2 separate regions of the Homo sapiens genome follow, and region 2 is linked to region 1. Evidence: chromatin contacts called from ENCODE Hi-C or POLR2A ChIA-PET data. All regions are on one chromosome and are shown on one strand. Each heading gives the region's core, a stretch centred on a gene start or an enhancer-like site at or near the end of the contact. The rest is flanking DNA. Distances are from core to core; before and after follow the strand shown.

The links. Hi-C counts contacts between places; a loop is a spot of excess contacts on that map. ChIA-PET counts read pairs that join two places held with the same protein, here RNA polymerase II (POLR2A).
Region 2: a loop to region 1 is called in a map of endothelial cell of umbilical vein, with 4 times the contacts of the local background. The contact joins the promoter of ECHDC2 here to the enhancer-like site in region 1. A Hi-C loop is called at or near these places in 4 of 168 maps with a recorded cell type or tissue (PC-9, endothelial cell of umbilical vein, left cardiac atrium and 1 more). POLR2A ChIA-PET finds 5 or more read pairs at or near these places in 7 of 52 experiments (BJ, GM10248, HCT116 and 4 more).

What each region holds. Positions count from the first base shown.
Region 1 is chr1:53,044,687-53,048,783 of GRCh38, forward strand. SCP2 (sterol carrier protein 2) reads left to right here. Exons shown (of 16, transcript NM_002979.5): 15 at 3,172-3,251. Among named protein-coding and RNA genes, the nearest start is that of PODN, 15 kb to the right of the region's middle. Within about 2 kb of position 2,470, at least 8 of the 41 ENCODE cell types and tissues checked have a DNase peak (open chromatin) inside an H3K27ac peak, as active enhancers do; they include PC-9 and endothelial cell of umbilical vein, where a contact is called at or near this core.
Region 2 is chr1:52,919,461-52,923,372 of GRCh38, forward strand. ECHDC2 (enoyl-CoA hydratase domain containing 2) reads right to left here and starts at 2,280. Exons shown (of 10, transcript NM_001198961.2): 1 at 2,093-2,280. The coding sequence starts at 2,213. It also overlaps the pseudogene LOC112268226. RefSeq lists an enhancer at 1,983-2,665 and silencers at 2,000-2,178, 2,027-2,256.

The sequences.
Region 1 (4,097 bases), core at 1,220-3,719:
GAGGAGCCAACTGTTAGAATCCTATTGTTATATTAATTGATTGCCTAAAACGTTGACTGCTGAAAATGTTGATTTCTTGGTGAATTTTTCCTTTTGCACTTGAAACCTCTCATTTGGACAAGGTAGACATGGCTGATTTAGCAATGAGATATTAGTCTTTGTTGTCCAGTCTTTTTTCCACTATTTTACTTTGATAATAAAATTAATATTTTAAAAGCTTTGTATTATTAAAATTGCATACACTTGATTTTAAAAAATTAGAAAAGATAGACAAACGAAACGAAGAACTACCCTACCAAAATTCCACTGTCCAGGTTAGGAGTTGGCAAATTATGGCCTGCAGACCAAATCTAGCCCATCACCTGTTTTTTTGTTTTGCGTTTTGTAAAATTTTTGTTGAAGTCTAGCCTGTAGTAAAGGGCGTAATTCCAGAGTGTACCACGTGATGAATGTTTACAAATGAGTACACCTCCAAGGTCAAGACACAGAATGTTGCCAGTACTCCAGAAGCCTCCCTCCTGCCCCCCTGCTATCACTATTCACTCCCAAAAGGAACCATTATTTCAAATCCTATCACCATAGCTTGATTTTATTTATTTTAGAAATTCATACAAATGGAACCATAGAACAATAACATTTACTCTTTTTTAGGTCTGGCTTTTTTTTGTTCAACAGCATAAGATTCATTCATATGGTTGCGTGTGGCAATAGTTTGTGTTTACTAGGCGAATACCCCAGAATTTATTCCTTGTGCATTTGATGTATCTTTGCATTGTTTCAATCTGGGAGCCTGATGAATAAAGTTGTTATGAATATTCTTATAGATGTCTTTTAGTGGACATTTCCATCGTACTTACTTCTACTGGACACGCACCCAGGGCTAGGTGATAAAGTGCAGGTTTTGGGTATGGATGTACTATTTTACATTTCCTTCCATATTACATGAGAGTTTTAGTTCCTCCACATTTTTGACAGTACTTGGTACTTGCCAGGTTTTTTTAAAAATCAGGTTAATTGATGTACAATTAACAATAAACAATAAAATCAACCCTTTTTAGATGTATAATTCTGTGAATTTAGACAAATGCATACAGTTGTGTAACTATCACCAGAAATCAAGATACAGACAGTTTCCATTACCCCAGAAAGTGTCCTCATGTCCCTCTATAGTCAGCCCCCTCAGGCCCTTTTAGCCACTAGTTTGATTTCTCTCCCTGTAGTTTTGCTTTCCTTAGGAAGTCATACACATGAAATGATACAGTATGTAGCTTTTTGAGCCTCCTTCTTTCACTGAAATTTATTCATGCTGTTGCATGGATCATGAAGTATTTTATTCTTTTTTGCTGCTGAATGGTTACCCCTTCACCAGTTGATGCACATTTGGGTTTTTTCCAGCTTTTGGCAAGTATGAATCTTAAAGCCACTATAAGCATTCACATACAGGTTTTTGTGTGGACGTAAGTTTTCATTTTTCTTCGGTAAATACCTAGGAATAGGATTGCTAGTTCATATAGTATGTGTATGTTTAGCTTTATGTGAAACTTCCAGACTGTTTTCTGAAAGTGGCTGCATCATTTTACAGTCTTTCTGGTATTATGTTGACCTTTCATTTGTTTCCCATCCTCACTAACACTGGGTATTGTCTTTTTTTTTTTTTTTTTAAATTTCAGCCATTTGTTCTAGTAGGTATGTGGCACTCATCATGATTTTAATGTGAATTTTCTGATGATTAATGAAGTGAAGCACTGTTTCATGTGTTTCTTGGCCATTTGGAGATCTTCTTTTATATAATGCCTACATGTGTCATTTGCTCATTTTTATATTGGATCGTCTAACCTTTTCTAGTTGAGCAGTAGGAGTTCTTTTTTTTATCTTTTCCTGTAATCCACTGTACCTTAGAAAGGAGTTCTTCATATAGTCTGTATATGAGTTGTTTGTCAGAGATATATGAGTTGCAAATATCTTCTCCTCCCTCTGTCTGCCACCTGTTTAAAATAATTTTATTGGAACATAGCCAACATTTGTTTATATATTATCTATGACTGCTTTTGCACTACAGGGGCAGAATTGGGTAGTTGTGATAGAGACCTACTGACCTGCAAAGCCTAAAATATTTAGTGTCTGATCTGTTACAGAAAGTTTGTTAACCCTTGATCTAGAGAACCGTATTCATTTTCTATTACTGCATAACAAATTGCCACAAATTTAGTAGCTTAAAACAATGCCCACATTTATTAGCCCACAGTTTCCATGGATAAGTAGGCTGAGGACAGCTTAGCTGGGTCCTCTGCATAGAGTCACACAAGGCTACAGTTAAGCTTTTGGCCAGGGCTGGGCTCTCATCTGGAGGCTTCAATGGGGAAGGATCCATGTCCAAGTTCATTCAGGTTGCTGGCAGAATTCATTTCCCTGTGGCCTTGGGAATGATAGCTTCCCTCTTTTACTGGCTATAGGCCAGAGCTGGCCCTCAGCTCCTAACGGCCAGTTCCCTGCCACGTGGCCCTCTCCATAGGAAGTCCACAACATAGCAGTGAGCTCATTCAGAGCCAGCAGGAGAGCAAGAATGAGTCTGCTAGCAAGGTAGAATCATTTAATGTAACAAAATGACAAGAGTGACATCTCATTATCTTTGCCATATTCTGTTAGCTAGAAGCAAGTCACAGGTTCTACTCACACTGGAAGGAAGGGGATGTACACCAGGAGGGTCACCTTAGAGTCTGTCACAGTTACTATTAGTAATATATTGGTGTCTTAAGTTTACAGATGTTTTTCTATGTTTATATAGTTGAATTCTGTTTTAAGCAAAAATGGCATCATACAGTTTCTTTTGTAACTGGCTTATATAATAATATCATGAATAATGTAACATGAACATTTTTTCATGTCAGTAAATCCAGATCCATATCATTTCTTATTGTGGCTTGTATCATACCTCACTATTTGAATATACCATAATTTATTTAATCAATTCCGTCTTGTTAAATATCAGGATTGCTTGTGGTTTATGTCACATTTTACCAGGCTGCCATAGAAGTATATGTGAGTGCCCATTTCCCCACACTGCCTCAGTGCTGGTTATAATTCTGTTGCAGTCAGTGGCTCTTGACAAAAATGTATATGTGAAACTGAACACCTCCTATTCTCCTTCCTTCTCCTGTGTATCTGTTTTAGATAAGAAGGCTGACTGCACAATCACAATGGCTGACTCAGACTTCCTGGCTTTAATGACTGGTAAAATGAATCCTCAGTCGGTAAGTATGATGGAGCTTATATCCTGCTAGTAGGTAGGTCTTTCAGCCCTTTCTACTCCATCTCCTGACTCAGACTCTAAAGTGCAAAGTGGTCAGACTCACAAAACTCAGTGTTCCCCAAACAGTTGACAGACGTCTGTGGAGCAAGCTGTGTGCCACACACTGTCTTGTGTGCTGGAAGTGCCCAGAAGAGTAAGAAAGTTCCCACGCTCAGGGCATCCACAGATGTGTAAAAGAGTCAGTGCAGCCAGAGATCCAAGGTGCCACACCTGGCTTGTGGTCAGGGGAGGATGAAGGCAGGAGCAGCCATATCTCTCTGGGCCATCAGGGAGAGCACCACAGAGGAAGCAGCTCTTGAGCTTAGTACCCAGGCGGAAAGTAGGAGTGTTCCAGGAGGAGGGAGGGGTGGCATGAACAAAGGCCTGACCTTTTACATTCCATTTATTTGCCCATGCTCTTCTTTTTGCCTGACCTGTCCTTACCTGACAAATGACTTGTCTTTCAAAATTAGCTCAGATATTATCTCCAAGGACCTCTTTCCAAGTTGCTGGGGAGCTGTAACCAGTCCCTCTCCTGAGCCACGTACTGGACTGCCAGCTTAGTGCCTGTTGTGTTATGTTAGTCATAATATGCCTCTCTCTCTTCCCTGTTAGGCTGTGAGTGTCTCAAAGCATCAAAGCACATCTTATTTGTCTTTATGTTTCCAGAATTTAGCACAGTATCTGATGTTTTTAGGTATTCTGTAAACAACTGTTGGACTAAATTGCATTTGTCTAAAGTGTGTTTATGCCTTGTATAGATTTTCCTAGTCCCCAAATTGTCAAGGGTCCTCTTAGGCTCTTCAGC
Region 2 (3,912 bases), core at 1,030-3,529, 130 kb before region 1:
TGGTGTGCAGTAGGCTACCCCATCTAGGACTGTGTAGGTGCACTCTGTGATGCTCCCACAATGACCACAATCACCTAATGATGCATTTCTCAGAATGTAGCCCCGTTGTTAAGCAACACATGACTCTATGAGAAATAAAGCCGCTAAGAACAGTGAAGAATGGTTTACCACCCAACCTCAAGCTCAAAGGCAGCAGGTAAAATGTAACAGTGCTCTTGTGCCATCAGCCCCAGTGGAAGGCAGAACCTGCAGCTTCTAATATGAACATCAAATGACCCCAACTCATTCCCTGTGAGGGCTCCGTGTGTGATCTCATCCCCATGCCTCCTCTGCACTGTCATCTTGGTTTCTGTCTCTCCTTCTCTCACTGCCTTTTCCTGCCCTTTGAGCCCTCTGGCAGGGGCAGAGGCTTAATCTGCTGATCCTTGTCATTCTTTTTTGGATAAAATGATTCCCGATATTTGCAAGTGAGCCTAAAGGTCTTTAACCCATGATAATTTTGTGTTTACACATGTACAAGTCTGTATTTTGAGTCACTGAATTACTAGAAGAGCCAGTGATTACCTAATGGTTGAGAACACAGGCTTTGAAATCAGACCTGGTTCAAATAACTTAACCTTCTGTGCCTCAGTTTTTTAATCTGTAAAGTGGGGAGAATAATCTTGACTGTCTTAAGAGCTGTTGCCAGTTGGGTAGTGAACTAAGCATGAGATTGGGGGTATAAGGTTCAGCAATATTAACTGTTCAAGGAAATTCTCACCAAGTGGTGCAGTGGGACTCTAGGTGGCCTGTCCGTGTCCACTGAAGGTGGTAGATGCACACTTGGGAACAGTGGGCAACAGCAGGGAGCAAGGAACTGGATTTTATGGCAAAGCCCCGCTTCAAACTTGTTGTCAAGCCGGTAAAAAGGAAGCAATACTGCTGGGGAAGGGGCGGCAGGCGCCATGTCCGGCCACGAAGGTGGCAAGAAGCCACTGAAACAGCCCAAGAATGCAGGCCAAGGAGATGGACGAGGAAGATAAGGCTTTCAAGCAGAAACAAAAAGAGGAGCAGAAGAAACTCGAGGAGCTAAAATGGAAGGCCACGGGGAAGGGGCCCTTGGCCACAAGTGGAATTAAGAAATCTGGCAAAAAGTAAGCTGTTCCCTGTGCCTAAGGAGATGGTGACCCTTTATTTCATCAGTATTTAAACCTCTCTATTCCCTGCCATAACATCTTTTGCCACCTATGGCTGGAATTAAGTGTTGTCTTGGAGCTGTTGTACATTTAAGAATAAACTTTTGTTAAAAAAAAAAAAGAAGCAATACAACGAAATGTACAGTACAATGCCATCTGTGTATCAAATGCAGGAGACAGGGGATGAGATGCGGGGAGGAGACCCAAGGCAGGAGAAGCGCCTAGCCCTGATGGTTACCAGCAGAGGACTGAGGAGCGTTATCAGCACCACTGAATGCTCCAGAAGTTCAAACAACAACAACAACAAAAACGCAACACGCGATCAGAGGCGTTTTCTGCCAGTGACCCGCGAACTTTGCCCCCCACCCCTCGTCCCCGCTCCATACTATCCTTGATCTTGGCCAAAAGGCGGAGAAACAGCGAACTTTTCCCTGGAGCCAGAAGGACGCAAAGGTTCGCTAGCGGCCCAGGGCGGGCGCGCGGCTGGAGAGGCACCCTCCTCACTCTGCCCGCTGCCGCACTGGGCACTGGGACTGGCTCCGCTGCCTCCGCCCCCGAACCGGGCCAGGACCCTTGGCGGGGGAGGGGAACGCGCACTTAAACGCTCCTGGCCTGGGGGCCGCGGGGCCCAGTCCTACCCGTGCGGACCCCGCTCCCCCTTCCACACAGTCGGAAGACCCCAAAGGGCCTTTGAAGAGACCGAGGTTGCCAGAGGCCCCCCGCCCCCAGCTAGAGTCTGGAGCCACTAAGGCGGCCGCCCACCTCTCAGGCCTGGAGCGGTTTGGGGCGCCTAGAACTGGGAGGGAGGGACTGGGGATCGAATCCTTCAACGCACTGAGCGGCCCACCTGCCGGTCCCCCGCTGCCTCCGGCCTAGTCCCAGTCGCGTCATGCGCCGCCCCGGAACTGCACATTTACCTTGGTCCGGACCCGCCAGGGCGCGCACTTGGATCTCTGAGCCCCCGGCCGCCCCGTCGGAAGCGCAGCCGCGGGCCCGAAGGGGCCTCCAGGGGCGCAGGAGGCACAGAACGCGCAGCATCGGGGCGCAGGCTGGGAGTGAAGGTGCTTCTCCGGCCCTGCACCGTCTCGGCTCCCGCTGAGAGCTCGCAGTTCCGGCGTCGGGCGAAGCCTTCGCCAATTGCTCCACCTATGGGCCAAGCGTCTGTTGCCTCCTTCCGCACCTCCCGGGGACAGGGAGACTTGAGCGGAGGAGGTCGGGGGAAGCCCAGCTCCTCTGTGTGATTTGGTGTAACTCTGTCAACCTCCCAGCGTCAGTGTTTTAATCCTGTAAAATGGGGATAATAGTGACTACCCCGTGGTGGTGTGAAGATTAAATGGGGTGTGTGAACCTTGCTTGCACATATGCTCAATTTCATTTTTTAAATGAAATGACATTTAATGAGTCCCTTGAGCGTGTCTACACTTGCGAACCTCACTGCTTCACCTCCCATTTGCGCCTCACTTTTTTTTTTTTTTTTTTTTTTTGAGACGGAGTCTCGCTGTGTCGCCCAGGTTGGAGTGCTGTGCCTTGATCTTGGCTCACTGTAACCTCCGCCTCCGGGTTCAAGCGATTCTCCTGCCTCAACCTCCCAAGTAGCTGGGATTACAGGGACGCGCCACCACGCCCAACTAATTTTTTTTGTATTTTTAGTAGAGGCAGGGTTTCACCATGACGAAACCCTGTCTCTGTTAAACATTCAAAAAAATTAGCTGGGCGTGGTGGCGGGCGCCTGTAATCCCAGCTACTTGGGAGGCTGAGGCAGGAGAATCACTTGAACTCGGAAGGCACAGGTTCAGTGAGCTGAGATCGCGCCACTGCACTCCAGGCTGGGCAATGAGCGAAACTGCGTCCCAAAAAAAAAAATTATTCTCTTAAACACAGTATATACAAAGCACTCTCACATTGCTGATGTGAATGTCTTTAAATGAAAAGCAACTGGTAATTTATATCAAAATTATAAATGCACAAGCTCATTGCCCCAGAAATTCCAATTTTAGAAATTTAACCTACAGATAAATCCACACAGCTGTGAAATGACACGTGTTCATGGCTGTACATTGCAGCATTGTTTATAATAGCAAAAGACTGGAAGCACATGGTGCTGTCATGTGCTTCTGGTGAGGCCTCAGGAAGCTTACAATCATGGCTGAAGGTGACAGGGATCCAGCATGTCACATGGCGAGAATAGGAACAAGAAAATTAGGTGGGGAGGTCCCAGTTTATCGCCAAGGGGATGGTGCTAAACCATTCACAAGGGATCTGTCCCCATGATCCAGTCACCTCCCAACAGGGCCCACCTCCAACATTGGGAATCATATTTCAACGTGAGATTTGGAGGGATCCAACACCCAAACTATATCACAGTCTCAATATCCATCAATAGAGGGTTGGTTAAATAAATTATGGGGCTGTGTGTGGTGGCTCACCCTATTATTCCAACACTTTGGAAGGCCAAGGCAGGTAGGTCCCTGGAAGCCAGGAGTTTGAAACCAGCCTGGGAAATATAGCAAGCCCCTATCTCTACTTAAAAAAAAAAAAAAGGTACATCAATAATCTGAATACTATGCAGCTATAACAAAACACAGGAAACTGTTTATGCATTGATATGAAACAATCTTCAAAATCTATTGGTATATGAAACAAGTCAAAATGCAGAATAGTGTGTAAAGAAAGCTAAAATTTGGCCGGGTCTGGTGGCTCATGCTCATGAACCTAGCACTTTGGGAGGCCGAGACAG